Linked DNA regions of Homo sapiens: region 1 is linked to region 2. A link is a loop called in an ENCODE intact Hi-C map of the cell type or tissue named here. Cell type or tissue: IMR-90. All regions are shown on one strand.

Region 1 (8,000 bases), 160 kb before region 2:
TTAACACATTATTTGGGCTTCTGTCTTCCCCTTGGCATTGGGGTTAATTAACTGTATGTAAGCTCTTGATTTGAATGCTGGTTCCACTTCTTGGAGACTGTGTGACCTCGGGCAAGTGACCTAACTAAGCTTCAGTTTCCTCATCTGTTAAAACTGGAATAAATAATAGTGCTGAGCTATAGGTTTGTTTCAGTTGATGAAATGCAATGGATAATACAATGCAAGTGCTCACTGTGGTGGTGGCATATAAGGAGGATTAAATAAATACATATATTTCATTTATTATTTTATTTATTCTTATATCCCCCATCCATAACACCATGCATGGCCCATAATTGGTCCCAAATAAACATTTATTAAATGAATAAATGATTGAATGAATAGTTGCATCCATTCAGGTGACTGAGTAGAGTAAGAAGTTCTACCAGAGGCACAGAGATCTCCTTGAAACCATAGTATTACATACCAAAGTCACTGTTTTGTTATTATTTGTATCTGGGCCTGCACACATACACTCCAACTCTTCAGCAAAAGCTGGTCAGCAACTTGTATTTAACTTCAAAGTGAAAATTGCTTAGTTGAGCTGAGGATTTTCTTTTTCAAATCCAAAGCCAGCGACTACCTAGATTGTGCAAAACTTCCCCTGCCTTCATCCCTAACTGGTAGCTCTTTGTTGGAGATACCAATCAGTAAAGCATGGACCACTGACCATGTATAAGGTATGATGTGTTTGGTGGGTATCTAGATGGCTGGTGGAGTGTGTCTCAGTTCCCAGAAATGATCTAGAACGTGCCTAGCATGTCAAAAGAGGACAAAAACATCCCTCTTCAGGGATATCATTGTTTCTTCATCCACTGCATATAATTTAGCAGGACCACCCAGCTGATGAGATGAGACGAGGTAAGGCCATGTTTGTATTGTGCTGCTCATCATCTCCAAAGGGCTTTTCCCTCCTGGACCACTGCTACCTTACATTGTTTTTCTAGGTCTCATCTTAGTTTCTAGGCCTCTTTCTCTGGCTCCTTTCTCCCAACAGTGAAGTCAGACATATGTCCTCAACTTTTCCAACATTCCCTTCCCCTATTTCTGATGTATTCTGTCTATGGGAAGTAATCTCTGATGTCGTCTGTATCAGGAATTCTTGTAATTCATACTATTTAAAAAATAAAACAAAACTCAAACCAACTTAATGCACTTGTTCACTGAATGAAAAAGCCCCAAAGTGGGGGAAAGAGCAGTCCAGTTCCTCTGCAGTCCTCCAGCTTCTGCCCTCCTCTCGGTGCTGACTTTGCTCATAGGTCAAATTTGCCTTCAATATTTCAAGATGGTGACCAGCAGCAGTCAGGGCCAAATTCTTCCCTATTCAATTCTGGAGGGGAGAGAGGGAATTTCATGAGCATCAATTCAAAGAACTTCACTTCACTCTATTGGGCCCTGGGAGAATCACTGGGTCTTTTTGGCCTAACCCTGGGTTACCAAAACCAACCTTTTGCAAAGTGAGGAATAGGGAGTACCCTGATTGATTTATACCTGTCAAAGTGTAAATCAACCCCCAGAGCTGGGGGTAGAATCAGTCTCTCCTGAATTGCAAGGCTGACGTACCATGGGGAAAGAGTAGATGGAGGTCAGGGACCCAGCCACAAGGCCCGGCACACTGCTCCTTGTGTTCTTCCCTTACTCTTTCAATTCTTCATATTTGCTGCACTCAAGTTCAAATGAATTCCCACACTTCTTTTTTAAGTTTATTTTGTGTATAAGAATAATACATGTTTATTTAGGTTCAAGAGAAAAGCAAAAAACAAAACAAAAATATAGAATGATCCATTAAGCAGAAGAAATGAAAACTTTTTGGCTCACATGCTAAATGGGTCTTTTCTGCTGTGCCTGTTTTGTATAGGGTTCACATGCAGGTTTCACACACAGGTTTGATTTAACACGATGATGCCACAATTTCCACACATTGTTGGAAATATTCTAAAAGCTGCATGTTCCTGCATATATGAATGCATTCCATGTTTCACAGAGGAAACATGGTTTACTTAAACATTCCTCTGTGATGGCACAACAGGCTTTTCTTAATTATTCATTTTGATAAGCACTTTTATAAACATCTTTAAATTCTGCATTTTTTCCTTATGACAAATTCCCAGATACCCATTCCTGTATTATTCTCTAAAACAAGTATATCATTATAAACTCCTTTGCACTGTGTAAGAGGGCAGCTGTTTCATTGTCCCTATACATGCACTAGGTATTCTTTTTAATCTTTGCTAATTTTGGTAGAAAAAGAAGTGGCCAGGGAAATTGTGCATCTGCTTACTATTTTAATTTTCATTGCTCTGATTAGTATAGCAGAGACTTTGTGCAAATGTTTATTAGTCATGTATTTCCCCTTTTTATGTATGTTTATATCTTCTCCCTATTATCCATTGATTTTCACAAATCTTCACACAGTAATAATATTACTTATTTGACATTTGTACAAATTTTCCCAGTTTTTACACTTTAATTTCTTAATTTTTCACATACAAAAGTAGTATATATTAATCATTCAAATATATCCATCTTTCCCTTTGGTACTTGTATTGGTTTTAATATTACAAAGCCATTTCTAATTCAAATATTTAATCAAAATTTAATTTTAATTTTTCTTTCATTTCTGTGGTTTGATCTTTTTACATATAGCTCCCAATCATATGTACTTCAAGTGTCCTTCACACACAAGGTCTTTACTTAAGCATTGCTCGGTGAATCTCAATAAGCAATGTAGATCCATCCTTCATATATGAAGAGGTTGGCTGACCCCTTAAATCATCTGCTTTGAGAAACTTCTCCTAGATGGGCAGTTTGAAAGAGAGAAGATAGCCTTAGAAGTGAAGGAAGAACTGGTTTATGGTCCCAAATGTTGGTCTTGAGGCTCAATTTCTCCATTTGTAAATTAGAGACGTTTAACTAGATTGTCATTAACATATGTTTCAGCTCTGACATTTGTGGTCCCAGAAAGTCCTTTTTCCATTTCTACGTATGTCTCTCTTCTTCCTTTTTCCCCTAATTCCTCATCTCATTCTTAGGATGACTTCCTAGTTGCATTCCTGCCTCAGAAGTGTCTTCTATGGTGACCTCCAAGTTTCTACATTCTCTCTTGTCTAAAACCAACCCATCTGCACTTCTGTTGAGGGAAGCAGCTATAAGCTGCTCTTAGTGCCAGGTGGCCAATGATTGTCTGGGAAGTGAACATCCCATCCAAAGTGGCTCATCCGTTGGCCAGCCAGTACCCCAAGAGGCTGTCCTGAATGGTGCTCTCCAATGGGAGCAATAATTAGCTAAGTCTGTCACACCTCCGCTCCACAATGTGGGCTGCAGCACATACACACAATTATCTCCTTGACCTTGGGTTCTGATTGGAGCAGAAAGAAGCAGAGGTGCTGTAAACACAGGACATTACAGAGACCAGGAAAGCAGTGGGTCCACAGGGCCATCTTGGTTTGAAGCATAAGCAAATCCAGTTCTGGTCTACACCATCCTTATTAATAAACCTCTGTTGTCTTAAAATGATTTCTGTTTCTTGCCAATAATAATTTAAGCAACACTCCCTGAAAGGTTTCCTTCCCACTCTTATTTATATCCCTTCATTTGTCTGTCTGGGGAGGGGCTCAGCTGCTGCTGCATCAGCCAGAATACAATAAGCATTTGGGGTTGTGAGATGACTTACTGGACATAAGGAAGTTTGTAACACTGAGAATGTGCACAGGGGCGTGCACATGCAGAAACATCCCCCCAGCTTTCCCTGCCATCCCTGATATGACACTTCGTGTATACTCAAAACACATTCACAATCTCAGCTGATCCCAGAGAGGTCTTTAAGTTGGAAGGATGCACTTAATTGTGGAAAGGTACGGCTCTCCTACCAGGCTTCCTGAGAATTGTTTTATAGAAACATTATCATTGTGCCCAGGGCTGGCCCCAGGCAACACTGGGAAGTGGGAGAAGTTTGCATTTGGCTCTCCCCGACACCTCTCCAGGCCTGCTCTCTCCTGCAGACTGCCAGCTGCGTCCCGACCTGGATCTTCCCACCCCACTGTGTCTCCATTAAAACACCACCCTGCTCTGTCTCCCACCTCCTCGGGGCTCTGCTTTTGGCTTGAAAAATGCCAGTAGATTTTTCTTAACAGGAATCTTCTGAGTCAGAGCCTTAACCCCAAAGTATTGTCAAGTTGAAAAGGTTACTTTGAGCATTAAGAATCCTGTCTGTTTAAAGAAGGCAACAAATACACAAAGCTAGCCCCAGACCTGCCCTCTGGTTACAGTCTGGAACCTGAAGCCAAGTCTGGCGGGCCCCATGCTCCTTTATTGCTTTTTCTGCTTCCGTCTCCCAGGTCCTCTGCTGCCCATTTCCTGTGTAAAGCTCTGCCTGTCCTGCTGGCCCCAATTCTCAGTGCTACAGTCCAGCCCATGACCATCCTCCCCCATTCCTCCCTCCAGCCAGGTCACCTCCCTGAAGCAGCCACGCTATAAACTACACCCCATGGGGAGGTCCCCCTTATGGGGCTCCAACCAGGTCCTCCCACAGTATCCAGTCAGAAGTGGCTCTAAGGCCGTAATCCTAGATCTTCAAGCAAGCTCCTGGCAAAGCCTCTACATCTTATCATCCTGAGAATAGAGCATATTGATGCCTCAGTCTCCTTACCTGTGAAATAGGAACATGAGCTACTTCATAAAGTTCTTATGAGGTTACTGTTAAGCACCTGATGCATGTAAAAGACATGGACAGTGCCTGGTATGTAGAATGTGCTCTGAGTCTTGGCCAGTAGTCCTAGGAGTCATATTATTCACCATGATATTAGTACATGTGTAAGAGGGCCTGGCCCTGCAAGTGAATTGTGGCAGGGGCTGCCTAGGCCAGGTGGGGGCAGCAGAGAGCTATCTGAGGGTCAACTGGGACCAGTGGGACCACCTGGGAGTCCTAAGTGGAGGGCTGGATGCAAGGCAGGTCACCAGGAAGAGCATGGCCACATAAGAAGGAGTGATGAGAAGAGTCTATTCTAACAGGCTCCCTTCTAACCTCCCTGCCTCCTATCTTGACCTCCCCCAACCTCCTGTTTACACTTTCCTTGAGTGATCTTTCTCAGTTGCTATTCCAGTTTAGTCACTCTCTTGAGGAAAACACTGGGTGATTCCTTTGCCCATGGGGAAAAGACTAATATCCTTAGGCTGATATCCAAGGCCCTCTAAGAAAACTAACCACCGCCTCCCTACACCCTACCTTAGTTGCCTCCATGCTTCACCTTCCTCCATTCCCAAACATACCTCCAGTTTTCTTGTCTTTACTAAAGATATTTTCATGCATGTCAAAATCTTATTCTGCTTTCCACATTTAGCTCAGATGCTCTTTATCATGAAGTCTTCCTGGTTTATGCCAGTACCTAATTAAAAAACATCTCTCTTTGGCTCTCACTAAGTCCTTCACATCTGATTTTCTAGTGATATCTGTTACTGTCAATATTATTCCAGAATAATAAATTATTACATCTCTCTCCCTGGTGCAAAGAGCTCTCATAATCTGTCTTCTCTTCTGCAAAATGGGGTTAATGATAGCTTCCTTGTAGGGTGTTGAAGAATACAGGGAGATAATGCATATGAAGTACCCAGAACTGGGTCTGGCACATGGGAAGTGCCCAGAAAATGTTATAGAGGTTTCATCACTGTCACAATCATGATATCATCAACATTGTCAATGTCATCATTATCATTATCGTTATCATTAGAGGAATTCCGCCTCACGGTGGCCAAGAATTTGCAGGCTTATGTCCTTAGCCTGTCCCTAACATAGATTCTAATTTACAAAGAAAAAAAAATACTAAAGATTGCTTGTCCAGGGCAGAAATAGCAAATTTGGATCACAGGGATGAAGTGAGGCTTCCTGGAGCCACACAGCCACAGAGAAGCAGGATGATCTCCTGCTGAGGCAAAGTGAGAGCAGGTAAAAGAACAAACTAGCACAGTGACAAGAGAAGAAACTTTTTTGTTGTTGTTTAGAAAGATAGTGATGTTTTCAATAAAAATTTCAACCCAGAAATTAAAATTTAAACAATGTAAGTGCCTCCGAGAATCTCACAGCAGCGAGCAGTCCCTTAATGGTACTATGCACAGCCTTTATTTTTTAATGTAGAGAAGGAAAGGATTTGTCATTAAAGTTTAAAAATAATCAGAATCAAAATCCCTTTTGTTCCTGTGGGCTGGCAGAGCTGAGGGGCTGATTGTGTGTGCTGAGTGGGTGTCCAGGAAACAGTAGTCATTTGTGTGCGTGTGACAGCAGTGGAGTCCAAATCTAAATTTAAGCAAGTGTTGGCCTTCTTGGAACCCATAATTTTTGGATCAATTATCCCGGACTAAGTGTCTGAGTTTCTTGCTCTCTTTCTTTCTCTCTCTCTGCTGCATTTAATAATTACAACACTTGAGCCAATAATTTGCCGACCAGCTGCGGTGGCCTAACTGTCTGGTTCACTCATAATTTCTGGAACTTGATACAATCATGGCCTTTGAGCCAATTAGGGTAATATTTGGTGTGTTGGAAGTCTGTTCCTCACCCTCCCACCATCTCGCCAATGTGAGAAACAAACACCCCGTGTCTATCCTACAAGAGAAATTACGTGTTCTCAGATCTTACCCAGCCCTTGGACCCATGGATTTTGTCTGTCCCACTCCTTCCCGCAGTTTGAAAAAGAAAGGCAGACTGGTGGCCTGAAAAGAACCTGGTTTGAGAATCAGAAAGCCTAACCCTGCCACTAAATGAGCTATGTGGCTTTGGCTTAGTAGTCTACCCTCTCTGAGTATCCGTTTTCTGTTCATAAATGTAGCAATAGTGATTCAGGGCAGAGGGGCTGGAGTCAGCTACTTGAATTCAAAGCCTGCCACTATCACTTTTTAGCTTTGCAACATTGGGCAAATTACTCCATCTCTCTGGACCTTAATTTTCTTATCAGGGACCATTATTAATTTCTTAATAATGAAGATAATTATAATATTAACTATATCATGTAGTTTGTGAGGATTTGATGAGTTAATACAAACAGAACCAAACACACACATACTTCTAGAGTTTAAACTCCATACAGGCATGGATTTTGTCTGTTTTGTTTACTGCTATCTCCCCAGGACCTAGAAAAATATCAATAATTTTCCTTAGATAAATGTATGAATAAATGAGGAGACTGGTTTATATTTATTTGTTCACTATTCACTTCCAGCTTATTTCCAAAAATAATTTTTCATGGTTCACAATAAAATCATGTTTACCACAAAGCTATCACAATGAAACTAGAACATCAAAGCCCAAAATAAGGAAGTAGCAAGCAAAGGTCAGATGTCCTTTCACTCAGAGCTTCCTGGCTACTCAAACACAATTAAGCAGCCTCTGAGAATCCTTCCAACTCTAACATTCCTGGAGTCTGAGTTTTGGAGTCAGAACCAATATTTCTAACTTTCAGTGTGACCTTTGACAATGCCCCAATTCTGTGTCAGTCGATCATTTTTTCATCTGTAAAAGGGGGAGACATAACCAAAGAAGCTAAGACCCATTCTTGAAATCTAGCCTTTCTTTTTAGCAAATGGCCACAGGGATGTAAAGATAAAAGAGAGATGATTTGTACCATCAAGGAGCTTACAATTCTCCAGGAGACACAAGGTACATAGATGCATAACTCTCTAATTCAAGCTAGGAAATAGTACTTAACTAAGAGTGTTAGCAAAGGCTAAAAGAATGGTGAAGAAAGAAACATATTTCCACTTAGGAGGATTTCATAATAGCTTTATTTTTTATTTATTATTTTTTTGAGACAGAGTCTCACTCTGTCACCCAGGCCGGAGTGCTGTGGTGCGATCTTGGCTCACTGCAGCCTCAGCCTTGGGCTCAAGCCTCCCGAGTAGCTGGGACTTCAGGCATGCACCATCATGCCTGGCTAATTTTTGTATTTTTTGTAGAGACAGGGTTTCACTATGTT
Region 2 (8,000 bases):
TAGCATATAATAGTGTGTTATACCCACACATACACACACACATTTATTATCTTGAATAATCCAGATAATAATCTTATCCAGATTATTACAACATTCTGATACTTACTCTGCGAACTGAAGAGGTTAAAACCAAGGCAAGGGCTAACATTGCTCCCTTCCATATTATTGATAAATTCATTTCATAATAGCTAAGTAATAAAAAAAACTAACTCATCAGCCACAGTTGTGTAGTCAGTAAAATGCATGAAAATGTTGAGCAGTATATGCACTTTTATTGGCTTGAAAGTTATGCATGTCTTTTCAAAATCAGCTATAAAAATTGATCTGAACCCATTCCATCAAAACGTCAATAGAAATATTTGAATTTTTGTTTGTTTTTTGCTCAACTCTTGTAATAACCTCATATGTAATAAAGATCAATTTCCAAAGAAAAACTTCAGGAAATTAATAATCTATCAACTACAACTACTTAAAAGAGAATACAAATCCTTAAGCAGAAATAACACCTGGCTCTACATAGCAAGTATTATCAAAGCTGGGCAGAGGAAAATGCTCAGCATTGAGATGAAAGAATAAGACATTCTGATCATTGCCTGCACTTCAGTAGCCCTATTCTGCAGTCTAAAATGATCCTTCCATAAAGGACTGTTCTACACTATTGAGAACAGGATACTTAGTCTCTAAATTTCAAAGTTCTTTTTATGTACCATATACCACAAGCAGAGACTTCATTTTCTCCAAGTGCTAAGAGCTCTTGCTCAGATGGCATAGCCACACTCATGACTGCCAGCATAGGGCTATGAGGCATATTTTGAGACAAAGTAGTAAAGACAGTTCCTCAGTCATTTGGCATGATGGGGGCCAATACCTGAATTTGAACCTTTGCTCTTTATCACCTTTCTGTAGCCATAGAAACTCTCTAAAACTCAACTTCTTTATCTTATTTAGAGAATTATGTGACTTATATATCTAAAATCCTAGTATACACTAGATAGTCAATAAATAATAGATGTTATTAAATTGTTTTAGTTTTTTATTTTTACATGCATTGGTACATGTTGTGGTATTTTGATCTAGAGCTGTTTTAATGTACCCTTTAGTAAAGGGAACTAAATTCAATAGTATTACTGCAACTCATATTTTCAAATAAGTATTACACCAAGGTATTAAAACAGCACCTTTAGTAGCCTTCCAGACTGGCGGAACAGCCCCACTATGTATCACTACATACACAGGGAACATGACTGAGGGAGGGCAGGAATCACAAGAGGTCCCAAACTTAAACTTTGGATTGTTCAAAAGAGATTATACACAATCTTAGAGGTGTACTAACGGGATTAAAAGAGAATGTTTATCACATAATCTTAAAGTGGACTATGAATTAGTATTTTTCATAAATCCTCTAATTATCAGCTGAATAGCCCAATTATACCACATTGCCCTTTTTAGCGTTAAACGCATTACCTTTAAAAATGCAAACATTTATAATACAGAGGAATTTGATAATCCTATTTTGTCATGTCTTCATTTATTAACATACTGGGATCTTTTATAATAAAGTGGCTTAAGCTTCTCTCTACCTCTAAAAGGTTCTGCCATGGTATAAAGAAATTCACTGATCATCTGGTGTGATATAAAATATGGTTTTCTGTGATAGGAAATACATATTAAATAGTAATGATAATGCTAGAGTTCACCTTTATTGATATCGTATTAAGCACTATATAAAGTACTTTTAAAAGCGTTGCCTCATTGGATCTTCTCAACAATCATACAAGATAGTTTCCACTATTCATTTCATTTTACACATGAGAAAACAAAAGTTAGAGAAGTTTAATAACTTGCCCAGGTAGGTGGCACAGTCAGTATGTGAACCCCAGAAGTCAAACTCCAAAGCCCACGCTCCTCCCGAAAACACTGCAGTGTATTGCACAGATTCATGACCCAGACTACGTTCATTGGCTTTGTTTTCTTACTCTATTTACTATTCCTTTTAAACACATGCTCTGAAAACAACTTTTTGTTCCACAGGGTTACCTCTTGAGTGCCCTTAAAAGTGAATAGCTCTTGGCTTCTCCTTTAAGGTACCTCTTTTTCTACCTTCAAGTGAAGCTCTCTTAGTTTCCTGGCACAGCACAGCTCCTCAATTCTCCTCCAACTTCACAGCAAATGCAACTTCCCTCTTGCTTACTCTGCTTCTCTCTCTCAAGCTCTTTCCCAAGTGTTTCCCTACTCTGAGTCCAGCTGCTTCAGGTCTGTGCCTCAAATGGCCCTCTGGATTTGCCACCCTGCTGTGCTTCTAGGTCTGGGTATGCTGGAATCTACAGTCATCTGCATCCCCACTTATCCTGACTACTGTGGTTATGAGGGGCCTCTTTTGAATGCAGACAGCCAGTCAGCCAAGTTGAAATTTATACCAGAAATCTATTACCTAATTTTTAAACAAAATGACATGAAATCAGACTTGAAGATATCAAAAGCATGTCTAGTTTCTGATTTAAGCAAGAAAATACACATTGTTACTGCTCCCACCACAGAATAATTTACTGCAACAGGAGTTCTGGATCTTATGCCAAAAATGAGGTCCTCTAACCAATGTCGAGGCCAATTATCTTGTGGTAGATCCCACAACAAAAGCAGACTATTGTGATTAGAGTCAGAAGCACCACCCAGAGAAGCTGGAAAGCTTATGGGGATTTCTTAAGGTTAGTTTTTATTTTTCCTCCCTGTGTATCTGCTTAAATAAACTACCAGAAACTCTGTGTGTGGCCACTGAGCATCTTAAATTGGCTTGGGAGACAATGACAGGGGTGATCAGCTGGGAGTGAACTGTTCCAGGTTTGGCTTGATTTGAGCAAAAGCCATGGTGCAAGGCAGTGCCCCTATGACACAGCAAAGATTCTCATGGCCAAGCCCCTTCAGTATGCCACAACCTCCTCTTTCCCTAATCTCCTTCCCAAACATACTGCCAGTAGCCATCCTATAGTTACTTACCGCAAAAGTAAAGCCCAGGTGGCTAAATTCAGGAATACTTACCCCACAGTAAAGAACTGCCTCATCTCCTGTCTCCGAGACCTCATCAGTTGCTTATACTCCCCAATCCGAAGCTTTTTGCCATCAACAATGCAGGTGCGTTTCGGTCGGGGTTTGTATTTATAGTTTGGGTACTTCTCTAAGTGGATCTTGCTTAGCCGGGCCTGCTCTTCATAATAAGGTTGCTTCTCCTGGTTGGACATTGATTTCCAGCGAGATCCTAGAAATAAAAATAGCCTTAAGTACCCAAGTGGTCAAGGCAACATATTCTAGGCAAACACAACTAGATATACCTTCCCATCACTTCACTCATCTGTGCGCTGGGTGGCTCCAATTCCCACATACCACTGGCTGTCCCAACTATACTTTTAGTCTATAACACAAAGAACAATTTTGCGTATGATACTTTCTTGTGTTATTTATCTCAATAGTTTAAGACTGATGCTACTATAGTATTTTAAAATATATCTTTGCTGCTTAAAGATCATTGCCTACACCAAGGTCTTTCCCCATCCACCTGCCTACCCTCTCAACAGGGATAAAAGGCTAAACCTCCTAAGCATACTTTTGAGCATGACAGGATTCTCAGGAAAAGCTTTGTTTGTCCTAGAAATTCAAACATCTCCCAAACTCCAAGTATCTTTAGTGAAACTATCCTTTGACAAGATGTCAGCAGATGTTGAAATCATTCCATATATAAAAAACTACTGTGCACAAGTCTGCCATGGCCTAGGTAATTAAAAAACCTAAGCTCTACCTAAGAAGTTATAGCTTTAGAACCGGAAGATACCATTGGAATTATATATACCATTTTCAAGTACTATAAACGCTCATTCAAAGCTGTACCAATAAAAGTACAAAAATTTTAATACGGTTTATACAGGAAGAAGGATAAGTATTCACTTCTCTAATATTGTTTATAAAGAATTATCTAAACACTTGATGAAGAGGGGATGTGTTTTTTTACATGTATCAAATTGCATTTTTGTGTCTCGCTGGTGAATAAAGCGGTAACAGCTGTGCAGACTGGATGTTAGCGATTCTTCAGTGGAGATTTTTCATACATAAACAAATGGAAAAGTTGTACAAATATTCTCTGCAGCCAGCAATATCCTAGTCTGCTTTAATAGCACATGCATCCCTGCTCTTTCCTGATTGTTGTTCAAAAGTTGTGTAGAAGGCCTAAGCAGATAGGCTTCTCTGTGTTCTGCTGGTTTCCAGCAGCTTAAAGCCCCAATTAACGAAGAATTCTTGGTGCTCTTGAAACGCTTGCACTTAAAACTTTACATTTTAATGAATATACTTACTATATTCCTAATAATTTTTTCACAGAATGCACACAAATAATATAGATTCCCCACAGCTGCCAAAATGGAAACAGAGAGGCTCTGTGCCCATCTGAAGGCTTACTCATATTGCTACTAAAAGGGCAGAAAAATATGAAAATCTTCAAGTTAGATATAAAACTGTAAGGCCAGAGAAGCACTGATTTTTTTTTTTTTTAGAATGTCATTTAACTAGAAAAAAAAAAATGTATGTCCACTAGGAACATTTTGGTTTGAAAGATATTTAAATTCAAAATAACATCCCTATGCATAACTCTGAAGCTCTAAAAATAAAAACCACACTTAATTGTAATGACATTTAGTATCCATTTTGAAATTAGAAAATCAAAAAAAAAAGAAAAACATATTTAACATTTCACCACTATTTGATCTTATGTATGTTTTAAATTTTTCTTAGAGGTCACTGCCTCAAAATGCCTCAGAATCAAGTTAAATTATTTATACAGTGACAAAACATGTGTATCTGTGCATGTCCAGATCACTGATATTTACTCAGGTTAAATATTTATTACTTTTGAACAAAACATTTAAAAAATTAAAACCACAGTTTAAGTCTCTAATGTTTTTCAGCTTCTTAAATGGCTTCCTTTGAGATTTTGTCACATCGTGACAGCTTTAAGTAGAGCAGTGCCTTCTGTGTTTTTCCTTTTTAAAGAGGAAACATGTTGACTGTAATGCTGCATGTTGAATAAAATATGTTTAACATGTTGAGCACAATAATTCCAAGCTGTACAATCCACACTAGGCAAGCTCTACACTAATAGAACAAGGCTTGAGTTTAATCCTGAGAAATAGAGAATCACTCTGGCAATTTACCACAAACTGGGCCTCTCCCCTGCAGCTCGTGTGTTCAGCTCACTGCTATGAAATTTGAACTAGTCATATCTTATTAAAATAATTGTAGATTTATTTTACAAGTTTTAAAGTGATCATCAGAGGCACTGTTTTGCACTCCATGAATTTCATACCATTTTGGGTTTCTAGTCCTTGATGAATTCTTTCAGTGGGACATATAAACCCAAGAACACTAAAGCAGAAAACTGTAGGGTCTATGAGTACTTCATAGCAACATATGAATTTAAGAGAACTGCACAGTAAAAGGAGATAAAGCTTGTCTCCACGATTCTTGTTTAGCAGTGACCTCTCAAGAGTTGCTAAATTCACAGTATTAACACATACTATAAATAGTTTTGTCTCTGAAATAAGTGTTCAGACAGTCCTGCCCTGGCACCTGGTGGATATAATAACTCCCAAACCTACATGCCACATTATGGGGTGGGGGAGGCAGACGTGATGACGAAGGCTCCTGCGGCAGCTGGCTGACCTTCGTCTAACTTGCGCCCGCCACAATCTCCCTTAGGATCCTAGTTATCCCCTTGCTTCCCACCCTGGTGGCACTCATGGGATTTGCAGGGGAGAAGATCAGCTTTAGCTGCACTGCTGCACTCACCTAAGATTTTGCTAATGTTGGAGTTATGCATGTCGGGGAAGGCCTGAAGGATTTTTCTCCTCTCATCCTTTGCCCAAACCATGAATGCATTCATTGGTCGCTTAATGTGTGGCTCGCTGCTGGCACGGCCGCGGGCGTCCCTGTAGACTCGTGCTTCAGCCACAGTGGCACCTCCTGTTGGCCAACAATAATACTGCTGTAGTTTAGCTGCAGAGCCATTCATTGCTTTACTTCCTGTAATGTCAGGGCAGGAAGAACAAGATGAGTGGAAAGCGTTATTTTGTGGATAATGTCACACAGCTTGCCGCCTGGGTCAGCTGTTTTCCCCAGGTCCTCCTCTTCTTTTCTAAGTGACTTCTTGGAAGTAGAAGGCAGGTTCAAATGACAGTTCTACAGGCTCTTCTGATGTAGCCCTCAAAGACACACTAAGAATTAATTTTGTGTGTGTTTTATACACCCTACCACATTTACTACAATAAATGGTAGGTGATCACAGAGCAATGAATGACATTACCTTATGGTAAACTTTCCTGCTGTAATTCCTTTCTTCAAAAACATGCTCTTACTGGTCATTTTAGACTCATTTGCCCCAGATCACAACCACTCTATATGTTTCCCAAAAATAGAATTGTTTTTCACAATATTGTCTTGACCTGTGCTCTTCTCACTGCCTAGAAGACACTTCTCCTACTCTTTCATGCTAAATCCCATTCAACCTTCAATCATGTTTCATGATTGAATGAATTAATTCAATGAAAAATATTTATTGAGCAATTACTATAACCTAGGTTTTATGCCAGGTGCTAAGGAGACCATGGTAAATAAAACAGCTCCTGCTTTTAAGGAGCTCACAGTTCAGAGTAAGGACAGACAATTATAACAAAGTGGGTGAGAGGTGCTACAATACTGACATTAACAGGGCACCAAAAAAGCACCAGATAGAATGGTCAGCTAGTGCTTCCTAGGAGATGTGATGTCTAAACCGAGTCTTCAAGGATGAATAGGAATCAACAAGTGAGTGGGAGAGGGAGTAAAGTCTGATGGGAAGGGTAATTCAGGGTAAAGGAACAGCACTTGCAGTGATGCTCCCCAGGCTGCACTCAGTCCTCTTGCTTTCAGGAGACATGCCCCATAGTAATTATTGTTTATGTGACTATCTCCCTCCTTTCCACTCCTCTCAGGAATACGAGATACCTAAAGTTAATGATTATGCTGTACTTATTCTTGTATCCTCAGGATTTTTCACATAATAGATAATAAAATATTCATTAAGCAAAGATTATTTGGTTTTCAACTCATATGCAAAAGTCATAGACTAAGAGGCATTTATTTCAAGCGTCCTGTTCTATTTTTCTGTTGTTTAAGGGTAGTTCTTTAACATCTATGAAACTATGCCTAAATTCCTGATGCTATATAATTTCCAAAGAGCTGACTCTAGTAACATACTAGATTGAAAGCTCCCTGAAGATAGGGCAAGGGATGGGTCTTATTCACTGCTGTATTCCTAGGATTCAATAAAGTACTTGGCACATAGGATTTCAATTAGTAAAATATGTTATATTAATGCATGAATGAATAAATAAATGAATGAATGAACATAGTTCTTACTTGTTTTCATGCACCCTATACCAGGGCGATATACTGATGTATACTTTGTGATGTGGCAACTCCTGAATATCTCCTACAGACTGAGAACTTCTATAATTAAAGGTAAAGTGGTCAGACTGATAGCCTCAGACAAGGCTTCTACCGCATAACAGGAAAGTCTACGCCCAGAAGTTTAGAAGCAAAATATACATTAAAACCAACATTTCTATTTTCTGGAAAAAGTAAATCCTTTCTGCTCAGTGAAGTTATTATACAGGACCAACATGATTCAATCAATCTCTGGCCCTTCCTCTCTATTTTTAGATACCTTGGTTAAGTAGACATTTGTTTGTGTCAAAGCCAGTAATAAATTACAACATTATAGTGCACTATTATTTAGCAAATATGGTTATCATTTACTGCAAACAAAAGACAGTATAAAAGGGTGGGATTGGCTAACATGAATTTTTTTCTAAACAGGAAGGAGGGCAGAAAGGCTACTTTCTGAAGATTATACAAAAATAACATATTTTATAAACAGCCCTTCTTTTAGGCCTACTAGACAGAATGATCCTTTACATGAA

Evidence for each region. Hi-C counts contacts between places; a loop is a spot of excess contacts. Peaks named below come from ENCODE experiments on the same cell type or tissue, not always from the same donor. Only the 100,000 strongest peaks of a DNase experiment are listed, where the experiment ranks them.
Region 1: it touches region 2 in a loop (1.9-fold over the local background); 8 of 110 quality-filtered maps call a loop at or near these places.

What each region holds. Positions count from the first base shown.
Region 1 is chr11:15,822,149-15,830,148 of GRCh38, forward strand. No RefSeq gene overlaps it. Among named protein-coding and RNA genes, the nearest start is that of LINC02682, 85 kb to the right of the region's middle. In IMR-90, a CTCF peak has its summit at 4,921 (motif pointing right); a DNase peak (open chromatin) is centred at 2,133; H3K27ac peaks cover 654 bases.
Region 2 is chr11:15,983,168-15,991,167 of GRCh38, forward strand. SOX6 (SRY-box transcription factor 6) reads right to left here. Exons shown (of 16, transcript NM_001367873.1): 14 at 5,830-6,063; 15 at 3,037-3,253. Among named protein-coding and RNA genes, the nearest start is that of MIR6073, 18 kb to the left of the region's middle. In IMR-90, no CTCF peak of the experiment used is centred here; a DNase peak (open chromatin) is centred at 4,054; H3K27ac peaks cover 2,839 bases.